2 separate regions of the Mus musculus genome follow, and region 1 is linked to region 2. The links are chromatin loops, found by intact Hi-C in ENCODE. Cell type or tissue: heart. All regions are shown on one strand. Links, peaks and the distances in the headings refer to the core of each region. The heading gives the core; the rest is flanking DNA.

Evidence for each region. Hi-C counts contacts between places; a loop is a spot of excess contacts. Peaks named below come from ENCODE experiments on the same cell type or tissue, not always from the same donor. Only the 100,000 strongest peaks of a DNase experiment are listed, where the experiment ranks them.
Region 1: a loop joins it to region 2, with 2.6 times the contacts of the local background. A loop is called at or near these places in 1 of 42 quality-filtered maps.

What each region holds. Positions count from the first base shown.
Region 1 is chr1:74,708,466-74,719,044 of GRCm38, forward strand. Cyp27a1 (cytochrome P450, family 27, subfamily a, polypeptide 1) reads left to right here and starts at 5,070. Exons shown (of 9, transcript NM_024264.5): 1 at 5,070-5,426. The coding sequence starts at 5,166. In heart, for the core only: CTCF peaks have their summits at 3,715 (motif pointing right) and 4,760; DNase peaks (open chromatin) are centred at 4,936 and 6,066; H3K4me3 peaks cover 1,967 bases; H3K27ac peaks cover 1,546 bases.
Region 2 is chr1:74,584,104-74,594,682 of GRCm38, forward strand. It overlaps Zfp142 (zinc finger protein 142), which reads right to left and starts at 3,925. Exons shown (of 9, transcript NM_001310668.1): 1 at 3,461-3,925; 2 at 1,281-1,594. The coding sequence starts at 1,560. It overlaps Bcs1l (BCS1-like (yeast)), which reads left to right and starts at 4,186. Exons shown (of 8, transcript NM_001305652.1): 1 at 4,186-4,290; 2 at 5,383-5,775; 3 at 5,857-5,996; 4 at 6,162-6,356; 5 at 6,568-6,631; 6 at 6,857-7,026; 7 at 7,486-7,603; 8 at 7,719-8,340. The coding sequence starts at 5,456. The coding sequence ends at 7,968. It overlaps Rnf25 (ring finger protein 25), which reads right to left. Exons shown (of 10, transcript NM_021313.3): 9 at 10,457-10,579; 10 at 9,645-10,299. The coding sequence ends at 9,721. In heart, for the core only: a CTCF peak has its summit at 4,091; DNase peaks (open chromatin) are centred at 3,338 and 4,078; H3K4me3 peaks cover 2,709 bases; H3K27ac peaks cover 1,678 bases.

The DNA.
Region 1 (10,579 bases), core at 3,028-7,027, 130 kb after region 2:
AAAAGGATGAACTTCTCCCATGCTCATAGATTGGCAGGATAAATATAGTCAAAATGGCTATCCTGCTGAAAGCAATCTACAGATTCAATGCAATCCCCATCAAAATTCCAACTCAATTCTTCACTGAGTTAGAAAGGGCAATCTGTAAATTCATCTGGAATAATAAAAAACCTAGGATAGCAAAAACTATTCTCAACAATAAAAGAACCTCTGGTGGAATCACCATGCCTGACCTCAAGCTGTACTACAGAGCAATTGTGATAAAAACTGCATGGTACTGGTACAGCGACAGACAGGTAGATCAATGGAATAGAATTGAAGATCCAGAAATGAATCCACACACCTATGGTCACTTGATCTTTGACAAGGGAGCTAAAACCATCCAGTGGAAAAAAGACAGCATTTTCAACAAATGGTGGTGGCACAACTGGTGGTTATCATGTAGAAGAATTCGAATTGATCCACTCTTATCTCCTTGTACAAAGCTCAAGTCTAAGTGGATCAAAGAACTCCACATAAAACCAGAGACACTGAAATTTATGGAGGAGAAAGTGGGGAAAAGCCTCAAAGATATGGGCACAGGAAAAAAATTCCTAAACAGAAGAGCAATGACTTGTGCTGTAAGATCGAGAATTGACAAATGGGACCTCATAAAATTGCAAAGCTTCTGTAAGGCAAAAGACACTGTTAATAAGTCAAAAAGGCCACCAACTGATTGGGAAAGGATCTTTACCAATCCTAAATCTGATAGGGGACTAATATCCAATATATACAAAGAGCTCAAGAAGCTGGACTCCAGAAATTCAAATAACCCCATTAAAAATGGGGTACAGAGCTAAACAAAGAATTCTCAACTGAGGAATACCGAATGGCTGAGAAGCACCTGAAAAAATGTTCAACATCCTTAATCATCAGGGAAATGCAAATCAAAACAACCCGGAGATTCCACCTCACACCAGTCAGAATGGTTAGATCATAAATTCAAGTGACAGCAGATGCTGGCAAGCATGTAGAGAAAGAGGAACACTCCTCCATTGCTGGTGGGATTGCAAGCTTGTACAACCCCTCTGGAAGTCAGTCTGGCGGTTCCTCAGAAAAGTGGACATAGTACTACGGGAAGATCCAGCAATACCTCTCCTGGGCATATACCCAGAAGACGTTCCATCTGGTAATAAGTGTAACCTCCTCCAGCCTAGAGCAGGAGCTCCAGGCCTTATGCCACTGAGGCGGGGCCACCTGCGGTGCAGCTCTTCTGACTGGTTGGTTTCCTTTGACGTGACACTGCCTACCACCTGCTGAGAGGCTGAACCCGTCCTCCAAGATTTTCCTGAGCTAACTGCAACCTGAGAATTTGGTGGCTTACTGCTAAAAGGCTGTGCTGACAACTTGGCATCAGGACATCAAGAAACTCAGCATGGCAGGGAATGGGTTTCCCCCCTTTATAAGTGCAGATTTTTATTAAACATTTGAGCCTTGATCAGGAACCTTGTCTTGGCTTCCATTTTTCTCTCGACCACCTAGTTTCTGTCTTTTCAGCCCCAGTTTGCCTCCCAGGAGTAACCCTGGTCCATGTGAGCAGAGGGACGGCTCCCAACAATAAGGACACATGTTCCACTATGTTCATAGCAGCCTTATTTATAATAGCCAGAAGCTGGAAAGAACCCAGATGCCCCTCAACAGAGGAATGGATACAGAAAATGTGGTACATTTACACAATGGAGTACTACTCAGCTATTAAAAACAATGAATTTATGAAATTCTTGGGCAAATGGATGTATCTGGAAGATATCATCCTGAGTGAGGTAACCCAACCACAAAAGAAGTCACTTGAGGGCTGGTGAGATGGCTCAGTGGGTAAGAGCACCCGACTGCTCTTCTGAAGGTCCGGAGTTCAAATCTCAGCAACCACATGGTGGCTCACAACCATCCGGTGGCTCACAACCATCCGTAACAAGATCTGACTGACTCCCTCCTCTGGAGTGTCTGAAGACAGCTACAGTGTACTTACATATAATAAATAAAAATATTTTTAAAAAAAGTCACTTGATATGCACTCACTAATAAGTGGATATTAATCCAGGAACTTAGAATACCCAAGATACAATTTGTAGAACACAAGAAAATCAAGAAGAAGGAAGACCAATGTGTGGATACTTCATTCCTCCTTAGAATAGGGAACAAAATACCCATGGAAGGAGTTACAAAGTTTGGAGCTAAGGCAAAAGGATGGACCATCCAGACACTACCCCACCGGGGGATCCATCCCATAATCAGTCACCAAACACAGACACTATTGCATATGCCAGCAAGATTTTGCTGAAAGGATCCTGATATAGATGTCTCATGTGAGGCTATGCCAGTGCCTGGCAAATATAGAAGTGGATGCTCACAGTCATCTATTGAATGGAACACAGGGCCCCCAGTGGATGAACTAGAGAAAGTACCCAAGGAGCTGAAGGAGTCTGCAACACTATATGTGGAACAACAATATGAACTAACCAGTACCCCCAGAGCACGTGTCTCTAGTTGCATATGTAGCAGAAGATGGCCTAGTCAGCCATCATTGGGAAGAGAGGCCCCTTGGTCTTGCAAACTTTATATGCCCCAGTACAGGGGAATGCTAGGGCCAAGAAGTGGGAGTGGGTGGGTAGGGGAGCAGGGCTGGGGGAGGGTATAGGGAACTTTCGGGATAGCATTTGAAATGTAAATAAAGAAAATATCTATTTTAAAAAAAAGATGAACTTTAGGTCTGGAGAGATGGCTCAGTGGTTAAGAGCACTGACTTCCAGAAGCCCTGAGGTCAATTCCTAACAACCACATGGTGGCTCACAACCATCTGCAATGGGGTCTGATGCCCTCTTCTGGTATGTCTGAAGAGATCAATGATGAATACATAAATAAATTAAAAAACAAAAAACAAAAAAAAAACATTTAAAAAAATGAACTTTAGAATCAATAAGAACGCCACACCTAGCCACATTACCTGCCAGTCGAGTTATTTGAAATCAGTATGCCTGCTTCCTCCTTCCGGGTGGCAAAAAAACAAAACAAAACAAAACTCCACGTGATATTAGAACCTGCTTTCCCATCTTTTTGATTTCTACATTTCCTGATTAAATCATCACTGAGCCTCTGCTTGTTTCTTATTGCCTCTGGGACAGGGTCTCATGTAATGTCTGTGGGCCTCAGAACTCACTGTGTGGCTGACGATACCGGGGATTAAGCACAGGACTCCATCATACTAGGGACGTTCTCTTCCACCGAACCATATCCCCAGTCCCTGTGATGCATTTGCATTTGCACGAGTCTTCATTTTCATTAAAAAATAAAATCAGATTTATTCATTTTAATCTTACGTAATTTTTTTTCCTTGCATGTATGTATGTGAACTATGTGCATGTTTGGTTGCCATGGAAATTGGAAGAGGACAGCTGATCCCTGGAGTTATGGATGGTTGTGAACCACCTGTGTCTACCTGTCCATTCAGCATACAGGTGGTGGGACTCAAACCCAAGTCCTCTACAACAGCCACAAGTGCTCTGAGCCACATCTATAGCCCTGTGTTTTTAACTTTATGAAAACTACACTTCTAGCCAGGCATGGTGGGACACACTTTTTTTTTTTAAAAAAGATTTATTGATTGATTGATTGACTTATTATATGTAAGTACACTGCAGCTGTCTTCAGACGCACCAGAAGAGGGCATCAGATCTCATTATGGGTGGCTGTGAGCCACCATGTGGTTGCTGGGACCTTCGGAAGAGCAGTTGGGTGCTCTCACCCACTGAGTCATCTCACCAGCCCGGTGGTACACACTTTTAATTCCAGCACTTAGAGACAGAAGCAGGCAGGTCTCTTGAGTTCCAGCCTGGTCTACAGAACAAGGTCCAGGACAGTTGGAGCTACACAGAGAAACCCTGTCTCAAACCAACCAAACAACCCAACAACAACAAAAGAAAACGAAACTTCCAATATACATAAAACAGTTCATGAAACAACACTTGGTTATTTTTCCCCCTTTGGGGCAAATTTTCTGTCCCATTTTATTCTTTTTGCTTTATTGGAATAGTCTGAAGCCAGGCCATGTAGGTAGGCAGTCCTTTTTAAAAATACAAATTTAAAAACTTATGGTATGTGTATGGGTGTGTTTCCTGCATATTGTCTGTGTGCCACTTGCATGCTTGGTGCACACAGAGGGGTTTCGGAGGCTGTGAACTTCCCCTCTGGAAGAGCAGCCATCTCTTCAGCCCTTCCTCTTTTTAAAAAATTGTTGTTATTAGTTTAGTTTTTTTGTTTTTTGTTTTTTGTTTTTTGTTTTTTGAGACAGAGTTTGATTATCTACCTCTAGCTGACCTGGAACTTGCTATGTAGACCAGGCTGACCTGGGACTCACAGAGTTCACTTGCCTCTGCCTCACAAATGCTGAAATTAGAGGCTTGCGCAACCATAACTGGTTCAAAATCCTTAATGCCTGCACTCTGGAGGTTGGGGCAGGAAGGTGGAGGATTGAGCCCAGCCTGGCCTACACGTCTTCAAACAAAACAAAACGGGAAAAAGAAAACAAAATCAAATCCCCAAATCTGTTCTCAAAAGCAGAAATGATACTCTTAAAAAAAAAAAATCCCTAATACCGCAATTTGTTTTGTTTTTCCTCCTCTCTGGGCCTCACGTGACTGCTGTCCCAGGTCCACAATCAGCTTCAGCCTCTGGGGAACAGCAGCGCGTTCCCGGGCCATCTGGAAAGTGAGGGACACCAGAGATGGCGCTCTGCAGGTCAAGCAAAGGCAAGCCTAGCTGGGTGGGGCCTGAGGGACTTGGAAGTTGACTGCTGTGCTCCATCTCACGACTGAGAGCCAGCGAAGTTCTTGAGAGTCCGTGGATGAGGAGGCTGCTAACTCCAGAGAGCTCCCTAGTTCATCTTGTCCACCTCTGCCTGCCTTCTTAGTAGAGGTCTTGCAGCTGGAGAAGGCGGCGTTTGTGTGTTCAGGACAGATCCTGATTGGAAGGGGTTATGAAAGGATCTGGCTAGTCCTCTATTGGCCCGCCCCGGGACCACCTCTGCCTTTAAAGTCGCCAGGTCGCAAAGCCCGAGTTCTGTCTGCCTCCTTGCCTGGATAGGGCTCATAGTCTCTGGATCTAAACTCTTGGCTTCTCGGGCACGATCCATGGCTGCGTGGAGCCGCACGAGGCTGAGATGGACGCTCCTGGACCCGCGTGTGGTGGGCCGTGGCCTCTGCCCACAAGGGGCCAGAGCCAAGGCCACGATCCCTGCAGCCCTCCAGGCACAGGAGAGTACGGAGGGTCCAGGAACAGGTCAAGACCGGCCGCGCCTGCGGAGTCCGGCGGAGCTTCCGGGGACCGGAACGCTACAATTTTTATTCCAGCTATTTCTACAAGGCTATGTGCTGCACTTGCCCGACCTCCAGGTAACCATCGGACAGAGGCATCGCCACCTGGGTCTGGGCACTGGGACAGAAAAAGAAGCTGGCTATGGGAGAGAAGAGGGATAAACAGTAAATAGAACTTAGCTCGCCACTGTCTGAGGCTCGAGCCATAAACTGGAAGGGCATGCAGGGTGCAGAGAGAATCCTTTGAGCTAAAACAGGCGATGGGTGTCACCGATCAAGAGATCATCATCAATGTGGTGGGCACAAGTTGGGAAAGGAAGAGGTTGCGTTGGGAGAGAATGACTCATGCTAGTGTATACAGTGCCCGGTGTTGGGGGAACCCTGTTACTTCAGAGATGCCATTCCCCTCCTGCTTCTTCCAAAGGAGTTAACTTTGGAAGCTACTTTGCAATCTGTAGGACACATTTGTCCACAGAAGAAAAAAACAAAAAACAAAAAAAGATTGCTTCTCAGGGAGTGAAAGAAAACACATTAGGGAGCAGGCAAAGGAATTTCTGATGTAATTGCACCTCGACACCCTGCCAGACGGAGAGGAGGGTGAGGATGGGGACAGAGAAAGAGAAATCCAGCAGCCAGGAAAGTTTGTCTGTGTAGCTATCCCTGTCAGACTCAGGAGGTACTGAGAGATGATTTAAAATAACAAAGCAAAACAAACCATTCCCTGGGACTGGAGAGAGGGCTCCATGGTTAGGAGGACATCTCTCTTTTCCAGAGGACCTGAGTCAGTCAGCACCCTTGTCAGTCAGTTTACAACCACCCAGGGGAATCTGATGTCTCTGCCCTTCCAGGACCATGCACTCATGAGCACATACCTGCTGACACACACGTGCATAGTTAAAAAGAATACAAATTGTAAGCAAGCAAGCAAGCAAGCAAGCAAGCAAGCAAGCAAGCAAGCAAGCAAGCAGGAAGCCTGGCATGGTGGCGCAACACTTACCTTTAATCCCAGAAATCAGGAGGGAGAGGCATTAGAATCTGTATAAATTACAGGCTAGCCCATGCTACATAGGCTAGCCAGTGCTACATAGTGAGAACAGAAGGGAGGGGGGAGGGAGGAAGGGAGGGAGAGAGGGTAGAGGGAGAGAGGGAGAGAGACGACAGAGATAGAGAGACACACACAAAGAGAGAGGGAATATGAGCTATTTCCTGCAGACCTGATAATCTCTAGGCCAAGAAACAAAGGAGTTGAAAGGTCCTCTAAGTTCTCTAGCTTGATTTCAACCTCTAGAAATTGAGAGGCCTGGGGAATGCCTGATGCCTAGGGTCTAGGGACTGAAGCTTCCTCAGGGGGATTTGCTCAAGATGTAATTCTAGATAGCTTTGTAAGGAGAATGGGGAAGTAAACCCGTGAATATATAGAGTTTTGGCTGTTTGCTAAGACAATGTTTTCCTATATAGTCTAGATTGGCTTTAACTCTTTCCTCCTGCCTCAGCCTCCTGAGTGCTGGGATTCTGTATATAAAGACCATCATGGCCCAGAAGTAGATTTTTTTTTTAATGATTTATTTTATTTCTGTGTGTGTGTGTGTGTGTGTGTGTGTGTGTGTGTGTGTGTGTGTGTGTTTGAGTGTTCGTGTCTGTTTGTATGAAGAGACCAGAGGAGGATCTGTGAGAACTGGAGTTACAGGTAGTTCATGAGTACCAGGAACCAGACTCAGGTCCCATGTAGAGCATCAAGAAAACTTGCCTGCTGCTCCATCCACACAGCCCTGTGAATGGCCTTTTAAACAGGTACAGATGGCGGCAGTGTCAGGACTCTAAACATCTTGATCGTATGAATCTGAGCTGCCCATGAGGAATACATTAATCCTCACTTCCTGTGCTTGGGGCTGCTGTGAGTTAGGAGAGTGTGGCACTTCCTTAAAACAGGGCAACAGCATCACTGCGGAAGACCATGTGTTGCTCTGTATCGTTAGCATTGGCTTGTCGTTTAAACAGTCTTACATGCTGAGGTGGAGAACTCCTATAGTTGAGTCTCCTTTGGTCATGATCTGCTCCCGAATCTTAGGCTGTTTGGTTTAACCGTAACACAGCGCTGAAGAGTGACTGCGTTGTAAAGAAAAGGTTTATTTTGTTCACGATTTTGGAAATGGAAACTCCAAATGGATGGCTCCATTTAGCTAGCTTCTGATTCAGGTCTTGTTACTGTATGTATTGTGGCGAGTGGCATCACATGACACGAGCTTGCCTGTGACAAGGAAGAGAGAGGTCATGTGGTCAGAGCAGTAGTGAGACTATGGGAAAAGACTACATTGGCTGGCTGTCCTGGAACTCACTCTGTAGACCAGGCTGGCCTAACTGGTCATAACTCAGAGATCCACCTACTTCTGACTGTGGGCATGCTGTATTAAAGGCATGTGCCAGCAAGCCCAGGAAGGCTTGCTTTTTTTTTTTTTTTTAAATAACAACCTGTTTTTGTGGGAATTAATCTACTCTTTGGAGCCCAGAATGGTTATAACCCAACCCCAAACTCTTTTAGGCCCCATCTCTTAGAGGTCCCAGAGCCTTTCCGTACTGTTACATTGTGGATCAAGCTTTCAATACCCACACACCTTTGAGGAAGGCAGACCACACCTGAGCCATGGCATCCCACCGGACACCCCAGTTTCACGTTCTTCTCACAAGGGGAAATGTATTCAACTGTGCCAATAGTCCCCAAAGTCTTCTTTGAGCACCAAGTCAAAAGTCTAGAGTGATCGAACCCTCAAGACGACTCCTGTCTGTGATTAGCCTGTAAAGTGAAAAACTTACCTGTATCCACACATGATGGAGGGGAGTTGGCCAGGAGAGAGAGAGATCACAGAGACCTGTAAAACTGAAACCCGTCTATGTGGACATGTCCTAAAACCCCAAGTCCTGCATCTTGTGCACACTGGGTTGGAGATGGCATCTCATTGCCTGCTGTGCTTCTCTAGTACCTGTTACCCTACCTTTTTGGGGTATCAGTTATGGCTCCCTTAGGCCTTTAAATGAAGGCTCTGTGGCAAACTCCTGTCTACCTAGGCTGCTTCTTCTTCTGCTTCTTCTTCTTCTTCTTCTTCTTCTTCTTCTTCTTCTTCTTCTTCTTCTTCTTCTTCTTCTTCTTCTTCTTCTTCTTCCTCTTCCTCTTCCTCTTCCTCTTCCTCTTCCTCTTGTGTAAAAGAGAGGAGAAAAAGAAAGAAGCTGAGTGCGGGTGCTTTAATCTGTTACTCCAGAGCCAGCTTGGGGCAGAGAGAGAGGTGAGTCTGAGGCGCTCTGTGGCCAGCCAGCATCTGAAATGGGAAAGCCAATGTTCAGTGAGAAACCCTGTCTCAGGGAAATAAGGTAGAGGGTGAGAGAGCTGGGCATCCTATGTCGTCCTCTGGCTGCTGTGAATGAACACACACACACACACACACACACACACACACACACACGAACGAACGTGCATATATACCACATACATGCAAAATAAAATTGGAAGCATCTTTGTCTTTTGTAGTTCTGAGCTATAGCCCTAGGCCTGCATTTTTCTCTCTATTAAAAATAATACCAAGCATCCTGGGAGGAAAATACAATGTGAACATGTGTTAAATTTACATATAATTTTTTTAAAGATTTATTTATTTATTATATGTAAGTACACTGTAGCTGTCCAGAAGAGGGAGTCAGATCTTGTTACAGGTGGTTGTGAGCCACCATGTGGTTGCTGGGATTTGAACTCTGGACCTTCGGAAGAGCAGTAGGGTGCTCTTACCCACTGAGCCATCTCACCAGCCCAGCCATCTCACCAGCCCCATATAATTTTCTATAAATATTTATTTAATTATTTTATGTGTGTGTGTGACTTTATGTATACTAAAATGTGGGTGCTGAAACCTGAACCCCAGTCTTCCTAAAGTGTAGTAAGTGCTCTCAACCACTGAACTAGATCTCCAGCGCCCGATTTATATGTAAGTTTCTATTAAATTAAAACTTTTTGAGTTTTTATTTTATTTTATGTGTATGAGTGTTTTCCTGACTGTATATCAGTATATCATGTGCCTCCATTGTCTAAAGGAGCCAGAGGTTGGCACTTGATCCCTTGGATGCTGGGGAACTGGGAATTGAACCCAGACCCTCTGGAAGAGCAGCCAGTGCTCTTAACTACTAAGCTATTGTTCCAGCCCCTCTATAAAAACTTCACCTTCCAAAAATATTGATCCTGAGCATGATGTCACCTAGTTAATATCTCTTGTTCTAAACTGCCTGGCTTGAGGTCCCCCCTTACAGCCCCCAGGCACCTCTGTACATTTGCCATTTTGTGGATTGGGTTTCTCATCCTTATTAATATGGCTGAAAAACCTGTTGTAAAGTGAAGGGCTGGGCCCGTGTCTGTCCACTTCTGTCCCCCAAGTTCTGGGCACTGGGACCTGCTGGCCTCAGAGTTCAGCATCTGGGAGTGATCTTCTTGTCCTTGATCCAGATGCTGTCACCAAAGCTGAGCCTGCTGTTCTGCTGAGCTTTCTATCGGGCTGCGGGGCGGGGCACCGTGGGCATTGAGCATGGTCATGAGCAGTGCTCACACTCAGGAGAGTGTGTTACGGACAAGGCTTCTCCGGAGTCACCCTCAGGCCCTCCTCTATTCCACTGTTTCTCCGGGTTGCAAAATTAGTGGGCTGTTTTTTCCTTGTCAGGATCTCTGGTGTGAATCTCTGAACTCTGCCTCCCAAGTGCTGGGATCAAAGGCGTGCACCACCACTGCCTGGCAAAAGCGGACATTTTAAAAAAAGAAAATATTGAAGTCATTACTGCACACTTGCACAAAAATGTCCTTTTGTACAGCTTGTGGCAGACAGAGAAACTGCCTAGCCTGCGCTAAGCCCTGGATCCCATCTCCAGCCCTGAAAATTAGTCATGATAAAGAAATAAATATAATGGAAATATCCACCCACTGGATAATAAACCATATTATTCATACACTGGATTTCTTTGTAACAGTTGTAATGAATACATAACCCTTTTTTGTTTTTCTGTTTTGTTTCATTTTCCACACAGGATATTTGTAGCCTGGTTGGCCTGGCCTCAGACTGAGTCTCTATGTAACCAAGGCAGGCTTTGAACTCAAAATCCTCCCGCTTGCTTATGGCTGAAGTACTGAGATTACCACCACATACCTCTACTCCTGCCTCCAGCCCTCTCTCTTCTGAGACTGGATCTCATGTATCTCAGGC
Region 2 (10,579 bases), core at 2,357-6,356:
TTCATTCATTCATTCATTCATTCATTCATTCATTCTCTCTCTTCTCAAGACATCTTACTGTGTAGCCCTGACTGGCCTAGAATTCACTATGTAGACCTCTGGCTCAGAACATGCAGAAATCCTCCTCAGTCCTAGAATTAGAGGTGTGCACCACCACATCTAGCTTAAAAAAACAAAGCTAAACTAAAACTAAAACCAAAAACAGTTAACTCTTAAAATTTAAAAAAACTAGCTTTTTAAAATTTTTTACTTAAAAAAAAAAAAACCCACTCATTTATATAAAATGTGTATATACAACATGCACATGTGGAGGTCAGAGGACAACTCATAGTAGTCGGTTCTCTCCTTTCACAACGTGGGCTCTAGGGACTAAACACAAGTCATCCTGCTTAGTGGCAAATGTCCTTATTCACTAAGGCATCTTGCCAGGCCCTAAACTTGCTTATGTTAAAATGTTTCTGTTCTTCATTTTTGAGACAGGGCCCCAGTATGTAACACTGGCTGGTCTTGAACTCACAGAGATTGGCCACCCTCTGTCTTTTAAGTACTGGGATTAAAAGCGCAAACCAATACATAGTCCATTTATGCTCTCTCTTTACCCCCAGAGAGAAGTGTAGAACTCTTACATGGTCTAATTACCTAATTTCCCCCAGCATTCTTTGCTATTATCTTACACTGTCAGAAGACAAAGCTTAAAACTGTAACTGAGAGATAGCAGTTAAAACACGGAGTTTGATAAAAATGAAAGTTTTAGATGTACAGAGAATAAAGAGAAACTTCCTACTGGATTAAATAATATGCCCTCCCTCTTAACAGCATGCCCTGGGTGTATGCTATACATACACAGGAGACTTGAGCAAGGAAACAGCACTTTCTTCTGGAAAGCCTTGCCAAACTCAGGATGGTTGAAGAGGCTGGGCCTCTGGCCTAACCCTTGGCTGGCTTAGGGTCAGTACAGAAGAAAGCCTCCCCAAGGACTGTAAGAGCAAGGACAAGCCAAACTGGCAGGGGTGTCAAAAAGGTTTCTTGTTCTGGATTACTGCCCAGCAGACACAAAACTCTTTTGGGATAAACTTTGCCAAGTTTGTTACAAGGCTGTATGTACCTTGCCAGCCTTCCATCAACATGCACCAACTGCAAACCAAATTATAGCATCTCAGGGTGTAAAAATAGCATGCTACCTTGTGTTCTCATCACATTCAAAGACAAGGACCAAAAATAGCACAGATGAAAAAACTCAAGGCGGTGTCCCACTGGCCTGGTAGCAACTATGTTTGTACCTGAGGTCTCTTCAGGAGCTCCTGGGGACAGAGTTCCAGTTACTGCTTCCACAATGATCTCCATGTTCCCTGGACCCTCTTCAGTAGCTGTGGCCTCTACCAGCAGGCAGCCTGGGTCAGCAGGCAAAGGTGCAAGCTCCCCAGAAGCACAGGTATTCTGGACAGGGCCCAGGATTCCATGGTTTGAGAGAGGTGGGGGAATCAACAATAGTTCAGAGCACAGTCCATCCATCTCCCCAGTGCCATTAGCCAGCTGGGATGCCAACACAGGGTCTGTCATTATCACTGATTTGTGTGCTGTGGTCTCCTAAATGCTGACAAACCAGAAAAAAAAAAAAAAAGCTATATGTACATATATATATATATATATATATACACACACACAGTTAGAACTCTTAATTTCTCTTAAGCTGGCCCACACATTTAATCATTTCCTTCTATAGCAACATGCCACACTTTATTATTCTAAACATTTTCAAAACAACATTCAATACAAAAATATGAGATTAAAAGTCAGAATTAGTAGAGAACCAACAAGCTGAGGCTGACTAAATTAAAGATTACAGGTTCTGGTTCCTGCAAAGTAACCCTGGCAACAAAACTGAGTGGGGTCAAAGGCTCTCTCTCTTACTACTCGATGGTCTCATTATTCCTCAGTATAGATATGATACGATTCCTTCACTTATGGTCCTCATTGACCTACCTCCCCAGGCATCCCTCCCACTCTGCCCTCCTAACCTGATGATCTGCCATTCTCTGACTCACTTTTTTGCTTACAGACCCTTCTACTTTCTCACCCCTCCCATTCAACCCATCAAAATCTCTTGTCTAGCTAGTCAGATACTCCTTAAGAAAACAAACATTTCTGCTATGAGTGTGTCCTAACATTCTTAATTTTCTCTTTTCTGTTGTCCTGAAAGCCTTTGTATGTAGTTCTGTCAGAAACCACACTGTGCTGTTGTTTCTCTATCAATCTCCCTTCCTAGATGTATAGTTCAGCTGTCCAGAAAATGGTGGTGGACTCCCTGAAGCTGGGGTGCTTGTCAGACACCTGATTTGGGGGGCTGAAAACTGAACTCAGGCTCTCAGAAAGAGCAGCATTTACTCTTAACCACTGAGCCATTTCTCTAGTCTCACACTTTTTAAAAAATGTGTTGTTAGGGATCAAACCCAGGGCTTTGTGCATGCCAGGCAAGCACTGTACAAATGATCTATCCCAATACTGAATGTGGAGCTTTGAGGAGTTTATTGGCATTTTTCACTTCACTGGACCCTAAGCATCAACAAGCTAGGTAAGTTAGACAAAATGGAAATTCTAGTGGACCAGCTGAGTTGCAGTAAACCCAGATCTTTTAAACTAAGGTATCAAGCCAGTGGTTCCTCAAATACAAGGTAAATTTCCAATTCACTAACTTACTAAAGCCTCCAGTGGGAACACAACTGAGAAACAAAGGTATTAAACTGCATGTCCTGTTCAACTCGACTGAAATAAATGAGATAATCTTTTTAAACTTCCAGGACTCAGGAGGCAAAGGCAGGCAGGTATCTGTGAATTTGAGGCCAGCCTGGTCTACATAGTGAGTTCCAGGACAGAGCTAAACAGTGAGGCCCTGTTTCAAACAAAACTGGGTCACTGAGTATGTGCCAGGTGAGAGTGGCTAGTTCTCATTCTACAGAATCCCTCCACGTAAAAACAGCACGAGGGCTGTAGGGATGGCGCAGTGATGAAGAGCACTGACTGCTCTTCCAGAGGTCCTGGGTTCAATTCCCAGCAACCACATGGTGGCTCGCAACTATCTGTTAATAGGATCCGATGCCCTTTCTCCTGTGTCTGAAGAAAGCAACCGTGTACTCACATACATAAAATAAACAAATATGTCTTTAAAAAGCATAACAGCAGGAACAGACAGCAATTCAAGAAGGAGGCAGGGAAGTGCACTTCCGTGGTCAGCGAGGCTTTTTGGAAATCACAGCCCCCACGGACTACTAATTATTGCTGCTCTAGGCGGTCTTCCAGCCCATCACATGGCCTCAGGAAGATGCGGGGGAGGAGGTAGGAGAGAGCCAGAAAGAAGTAACGTGCTTTTGAGACTGGAGAAGCAAGGGATACCGAAGCCTGGGGAACAAGGCAACCCTGCGTAGGCACCTCAGTTCCCACGCGCCTCTGGGCTTTGACTCACCGTGTAGCCTTGAGTCGATGCACTTGCCTCGCTTCTCAGGACCTCAGCTTTCCTGTCTGTAAAGTGGAGGCGGCGGCGACGACAGCTTTTACACTGTGGGGCGACAGCCAAGTCACGAGATACAGCGGAGGAGAAAGGCGTTTTGGAACCTGCAAGGCTTGGGATGATGCATCGTCACGGTTCTGGTCCTGAGGAGAGGCAGCGGATACCCGGGCGGGGCCCGGAGCTGTGACGCGACTGAGACGCCCGAGTCCAGCAGAGATGCGCCCGCGCCCCTCTCACCGGCGCGCTCCCCGCAGCACCTCCTCCCGCGGGCTCCACCTCCAGGGCCCACTCAAGCTGGAGCTAGAGAAACTTTTACCTTCAGCTCACAGCGCCCGCACTTCCCCTGGTTCCCGCCGACAGCCGCTCTCTCACCTCCTACCCGTGGGCTGGCGGGAGCTGCATCTCTATGGTCCGACTGGGACTGGAGTGGCTCCTCGGGGGCCTTTGATGTGGCCGCCCCCGGCCCAGGCGCCTCTAGGAATCTGACGTGTGGCAGCCACTCTGTCTCTCTTCAAGGCCCGTGCTACTCTATGGTTTCCCCTCTATGTCCTTGAGTACCCCCCTTCTGAAGCCCCAAAGCGGAACCATCGAGAATTGCAGGGAAGAGTGGCAAGGACTCCGTGGTGGGTGTGGCCGGAAGTAGATGCAGCAGTCCGGGGCGGGACTAGCGGCGCTGCCTCTTCGTAGGCCCGGCGAAACCATCGAGTGTGAGGGCCAGAGAGTCATGGAGGGAAGGGGGCGGAGTGACAGATTTCTCTCTCCCACGTTCCTGGAAGCGCGAGCAGGTCTGTGTATAGGGTGTCCGGGAGTCAGCTGCTGTGTGTCAGGGTTCGGGAGCCGGGGGCCAGGAGATCTTCGTCAGCGGCTCTCCATGCAAAGGTGCTTTGGAATTCTGGATCACAGCTCCGAGCCTTAGCGGAGGTCACGGCTGTCAATTCACCAGTGGGCCGGTGTGCCAGGCAGAGGAGTGGCAGTGGAGAAGTGTTGCAAGGAGAGGTGTTCTGGAAATAATTGCCATTTTGTCCCCTTAGGCATTGTCTTAAGTTAGGCTTAGTCACATCTTAATTGGGTTGAATTTGAAAAAGGCTCCAAAAAAAAAAAAAAAGAAAAAGAAAAAGGCTCCGTGGAAGAAGTAGACTATATGATCTCAATGAAAAAGAATGCCTAGAATAAAGGGGTGGGGGTCATTCGGTACCAACAGAACTGAGAGAGCTAGAAGTAGGTAGTGATTTGCTAGTAAAGGTACGCATTCTAATGTAGGCATCCCTGCGTATCCGGCTGTGGTATTTGAACCCAATGGGAGCAAGGCACCAAGGGTGCTGGAATACAAGTGACAGAATTGTAGCGTGTCTGGGATTGGTGGGTTTGGATGATGCAGGTGCTGAAGGTCCATTCAAATATCACCTCAAGAACCAAAATAACTTGCAAGAAATAGTTTAGGTGAGAAGTAATAAATGTCTGTACAGGACATTAGGAACGGGGTGTAAGGGAGAGGATATTTGAAAGACATTTCTGATGGTAAGGCATGTGGTCATTGACAGAGCAATGGAAAAATCACCTTTGCCGATTCCATTCAGTGGGGACCCTTCTGTCTAGCTCTTGCCAGGGACCAGAGTCTTGCCTTTCTAGTATCCTGATGTGGAGCTGGGTACATTGCTTTTTGGAATTGAGAAACTCTCCAAAATGGCCTTCTGGCAAAAGGTCTAACTGAAGAGCAAAATGGATTGAAGAGCCTGGGGTGTTTGCTGTGGCATTCCAACACCATTCCTACTCCACTGAAACACAGTCCTGCTGACCTGTCCATCTTGCTTCTGTGGGAGGGAGCGGAGCAAGATTGACTGGTCTAGTTTCTATACTAGTCTTATGCTTTCTTCCAGTTCTGCTACAATCCATCCCTCGGTTTTGACAGTGCCTCAGAGCCTATAAGCATCTGTGCTGCTTCTTTTCAAGATGCCATTTTCAGACTTTGTTCTGGCCCTTAAAGACAATCCCTACTTTGGGGCTGGATTTGGGCTGGTAGGTGTGGGTACGGCTCTGGCTATGGCCCGGAAAGGAGCCCAGTTGGGTCTAGTGGCATTCCGGCGCCATTACATGATCACACTGGAAGTCCCTGCCAGAGACAGAAGCTATGCCTGGTTGCTTAGCTGGCTTACCCGACACAGCACCCGCACTCAGCACCTCAGTGTTGAAACCTCATACCTTCAGCATGAAAGTGGCCGGATCTCCACCAAGTTTGAATTTATCCCCAGCCCTGGAAACCACTTCATTTGGTAAGATAGGAAACTAGGTAGGGCTCTGAGGAGAGGGTGGATCGATGGAGGAAATTGGGTCACTTTGACAATTTTATTCAGGTATCAGGGAAAATGGATCCGGGTAGAACGAAACCGAGACATGCAGATGGTAGACTTGCAAACAGGGACTCCTTGGGAATCTGTCACCTTCACGGCCCTGGGCACTGACCGAAAGGTTTTCTTCAACATCCTGGAAGAAGGTATGAGATGGGACAGGCAGGCTATCAAAGTGGGGAGGTTGGGCATCTGCTGCTTGGAGAGGAGGAATAAGGATCCGAGTCCTTGGGAGAAGGGTACCAGGTCAGAGCTCTACCTGACTGAAGCATCAGCATGATCAAGGGACTGTTTTACTTCCTTGCTCCCAGCTCGAGCACTGGCCCTGCAGCAGGAGGAAGGGAAGACTGTGATGTACACAGCTGTGGGGTCTGAATGGCGTACCTTTGGTTATCCGCGCCGACGTCGGCCACTGGATTCTGTAGTCCTACAGCAGGGTCTGGCTGACCGAATTGTCAAAGATATCCGGGAATTTATTGATAACCCCAAGTGGTACATTGACAGAGGTAAGCAGCAGCTGGAATCTAGCCGAGTTTGTAGCCAGGTGAAGTTACAGGAAATTCTAGCTCAGGTGAAAGGGAAAGAAAGCTCGTCTATGAGAATATCTTTTCTGCCTCTAGGACCACTAGCAGGGAATGGAGCTGAGGGTAGATGTGGACACCTGGGCCAGAGTACATGATTCACTGTAGGTCTTGTTTATCCTGGTTATATCCCTAGGCATTCCCTACAGACGTGGCTACCTTCTTTATGGGCCCCCTGGTTGTGGAAAGAGCAGTTTTATGTGAGTAGTCAAATTTTCTTGACTTTGAGTAACAGCCTTTGCAGAAAAACTGGGCTGAAATTATTAGAAGAGGAATGAATCTGGGAAGCAAGGATCAGGATAAACATGAGATCCATAGATATATATCAAGTGAGTGGTATAGGAAACAGGCCTTTGCAGCCTACCTCCTAGGACTCCCGAAGTCTTCAGGTTGCCTAGGACCTCCTTCCATGTCACTGTCCACAGAACAGCCCTGGCTGGAGAACTGGAACACAGCATCTGCCTGCTCAGCCTCACAGACTCTAGCCTCTCAGATGACCGGCTCAACCATCTACTGAGTGTAGCACCACAGCAGAGCTTGGTGCTCCTGGAAGATGTGGATGCTGCTTTTCTCAGTAGAGACTTGGCTGTGGAGAGTAAGTGTGGATGCTGGAGATGGGAAATCTTTTGTTTTTAGTTTAGTGTGCATGTGTGTGCAGGTGCACGTATGTGGAGGTTGGAGAACAATTTGAAGGCAGCTCTCACCTTGCACCCTTTGTCTCTCTCTTGTTGCCCTACTCCTGTCACTGCTTTCAACGTGCCTTAATATTTAGGTATGTGCCACCAGAAGCCACTGCATCCAGCAATTTACTTGGATTCTGAGATCACACTTGGGTCTTCGGGCTTGTGTAGCTGTTTGTCTGTTTTAACCACAGAGCTATTTTCCTGACCCAGGGAAGTAGTTATTTAAGACACTGAGGGCCAGAAGTAAACAAGGAACATTTTTGGAGGCCTAAGTCATCAACAAGAAATACTGATAAATAAGGAGTTGAAGTGGGGGCTTAGGGCACGATTTTAACTGAGACATGACTTCTCACATTCCTGTTATCCTCTAGACCCTATAAAGTACCAAGGACTAGGCCGCCTCACCTTCAGTGGACTGCTTAATGCTTTGGATGGTGTAGCCTCCACTGAAGCACGAATTGTGTTCATGACCACCAACTACATTGACAGGTAAGGAGACAGGAAGGCAAAACTTCACACCTAGGCCGTGGGAGAGTTGGTGGGTTGAGGAGACCATCTCAGGAGCTAGCAGGACTGCTGGCTGTCACTGTGCTTTTCCTCTTAGGCTGGATCCTGCCCTCATACGTCCCGGGCGAGTAGATCTGAAGGAGTATGTGGGCTACTGCTCACACTGGCAGCTGACCCAGATGTTCCAGAGGTTCTATCCAGGGCAAGCACCTTCTTTGGCTGAGAACTTTGCTGAACATGTCCTTAAAGCTACATCTGAGATTAGTCCTGCCCAGGTGCAAGGCTACTTCATGCTGTATAAAAATGACCCCATGGGGGCTGTTCACAACATTGAATCTCTGAGGTGACCCACCAGGCCATGATCTGCTCTCAAAAATTCCATAAACACCTGTCACACTAATCAGGCTTGTGCCTTTCCTCCCTCCATTGCTGTGTTTGTACTTGAGAATAAAATGAGTTGCCATAGCAGGTACCTACAAGATCTACATCTACAAATGATGGGGCCATGGCCTGAGGACAGGGGAGTGAGTGTTAATGGAAAATATACATGCAATCATGAAAGGCCACCCAAATAAGATACATTGTTGCCCTGTGTTGTGGCACACAGTCCCCTCCTGCCCCCCCCCCCCCCATTGGCTTATTTGTTTTGTTTTTGAGACAGACTTCTCTGTATAGTCCTGGCTGTCCTGGAACTTGTTCTATAAATCAGGCTAAAGATCTGCCTGCCTCTGCCTTCTGAGTGCGCCACCACTGCCCAGCTTTCATATTTCTCTTTATAGTCGCCTTGATACATTTGCTTTCCCTCTTACCCCTCCTCCCTCCAACCCTTCCCATTTATTTCTCAAATGTGTGGCCTCTTATTTGTTTTACACACACACAAAATCTGTATTTCTCCTTAAGGAATTTTTAAATTAATTAATTAAATTATTCTTTAGGGCAGGGCAGTGGTGGCGCACACCTTTAATCCCAGCACTTGGGAGGCAGAGATAGGTGGGTTTCTGAGTTTGAGGCCAGCCTGGTCTACAGAGTGAGTTCCAGGACAGCCAGGGCTAAACAGAGAGACCCTGTCTCGGAAAAAAAAGAAAAAAGGAAAAAAAAATTAAGATCTGGGCTGGAGAGATGGCTCAGCAGTTAAGAGCACTGACTGCTCTTCCAGAGGTCCTGAGTTCAATTCCCAGCAACCACATGGTGGCTCACAACCATCTGTAATGGGATCCAATGCCCTCTTTTGATGTGTCTGAAGATATGTATGTATGTATGTGTGTATATATATATATATATATATATATATATATATATATATATCACACATAATATTCTCTCTCTCTGTCTCTCTCTCTCTCTCACACACACTCACACACACACACACACACACACACACACACACACACACACACACATTTTATAAAAATCCTAAGACCAACCTGAGCACCACAGCAAAGCTTTTTTCCCCCTTAAAACCACAAAAGGGGGGCTGGTGAGATGGCTCAGTGGGTAAGAGCACACGACTGCTCTTCCGAAGGTCAGGAGTTCAAATCCCAGCAACCACATGGTGGCTCACAACCATCGACGAGATCTGACTCCCTCTTCTGGAGTGTCTGAGGACAGCTACAGTGTACTTACATATAATAAATAAATAAATAAATAAACCTTTAAAAAAAAAAAACAACCACAAAAGGGCTTGGGATGTGGCTCAGTTGGTAGTATGCTTGCCTAGCATGCACAAACTGGCCATGTGGCAATGGGCTGGAATCTGCTAGGAAGTAGAGACAGAAAGACCTGGAATTCTTCAGCTATATAAAGCTTGAGGCTATATGGTACCTTATCTTGAAACAACCAACCAGTAGGCTGAACAATGCATGCGTGCAAATGTGGGTTTTGTTCAGAGCTATATGCACAGATGTGGACCGTCTCAGAACTGATCACACTGGCAGGGAAGACCCTTTTTACCCTAGTGCCTTTGGTGAACAGACTTACAAGAAAGGTGGGAGCCCCTTACCATAAAGAGTCATACCACATAGGCTAGATGCTGTTAAGCAAAGGTCAATTCTCTTTATTGCCTCCCTCCCACCCCAATTCCCTGTCCCCCAACAGTACTGCTAGGAACCTTCCTCAGATTCCAAGCCCAGGGGCTCCCTGCGAGTACCAGACCGGTATGCTCCCTGGCCCCGAGGTAGGTGGGGATAGCAAGAACCCGGTGTACGGTTTTTGGAGCGTTCCCAGCGAGCACAGTCCCGAGTCCTGCGAGCTGAGGGGCCCTGCCAGCTACCAGGCCCCTTCTCCTGAGGATGACCTGTGAGCCCTTTGTTACGGGGTTCTGCCTTTAAGTCTACAGTCTCCTTGAGAGGCTTCTCAGGAGGTGGCAGTTCATGGATTTCACTGGTACCTTTTGGGGTGCAGCACTCCCCTCCTTTTGGGTGCCTCCGATCATACTGTCGCCAGGAGCCACGACCATGTCGTGGAGGATCTAGCACGGATTTCTGGGTCTCACCCGGCCTCTGTTGATTTGGCCCAGCCCCCGAAGTCTTCTCATACGTATACTGGGTTGTCATGGGTAGAGAAGTTGGCAGAGTTGATTGGTCAGCTAGGGAAGTAGATTGTTCTGCAGAAAGGGCATTAGGTGGCTGGGGTTCTCTGGAGACATCTACAGCTGACTCCGGCTCAAGAGCAGCAGGAGGCTGGAGAGAAGAGAGGCAGAGCTGATGCATCACGGGGCACCCTTCTCTACTATCAGCAACCATCAGCAACCTTGCTAGCCGAGGGAAGCACACCCTAGGGCCACGGCATTCATAGGAGGCGTTTGAGGCTAAAGGGGAAACCCTCCCCTTTCCTCACCTGCTGAAGGCTAATGAAGTATCGGTTCCGTTCAGCCTCAAGGTCAATGATACCACCCTTTTCCTGCTGCCTCTGATACAGCAGTTTGAGCTCTTCCTGTTGGCGCAAGCTCTCTGCACTGGG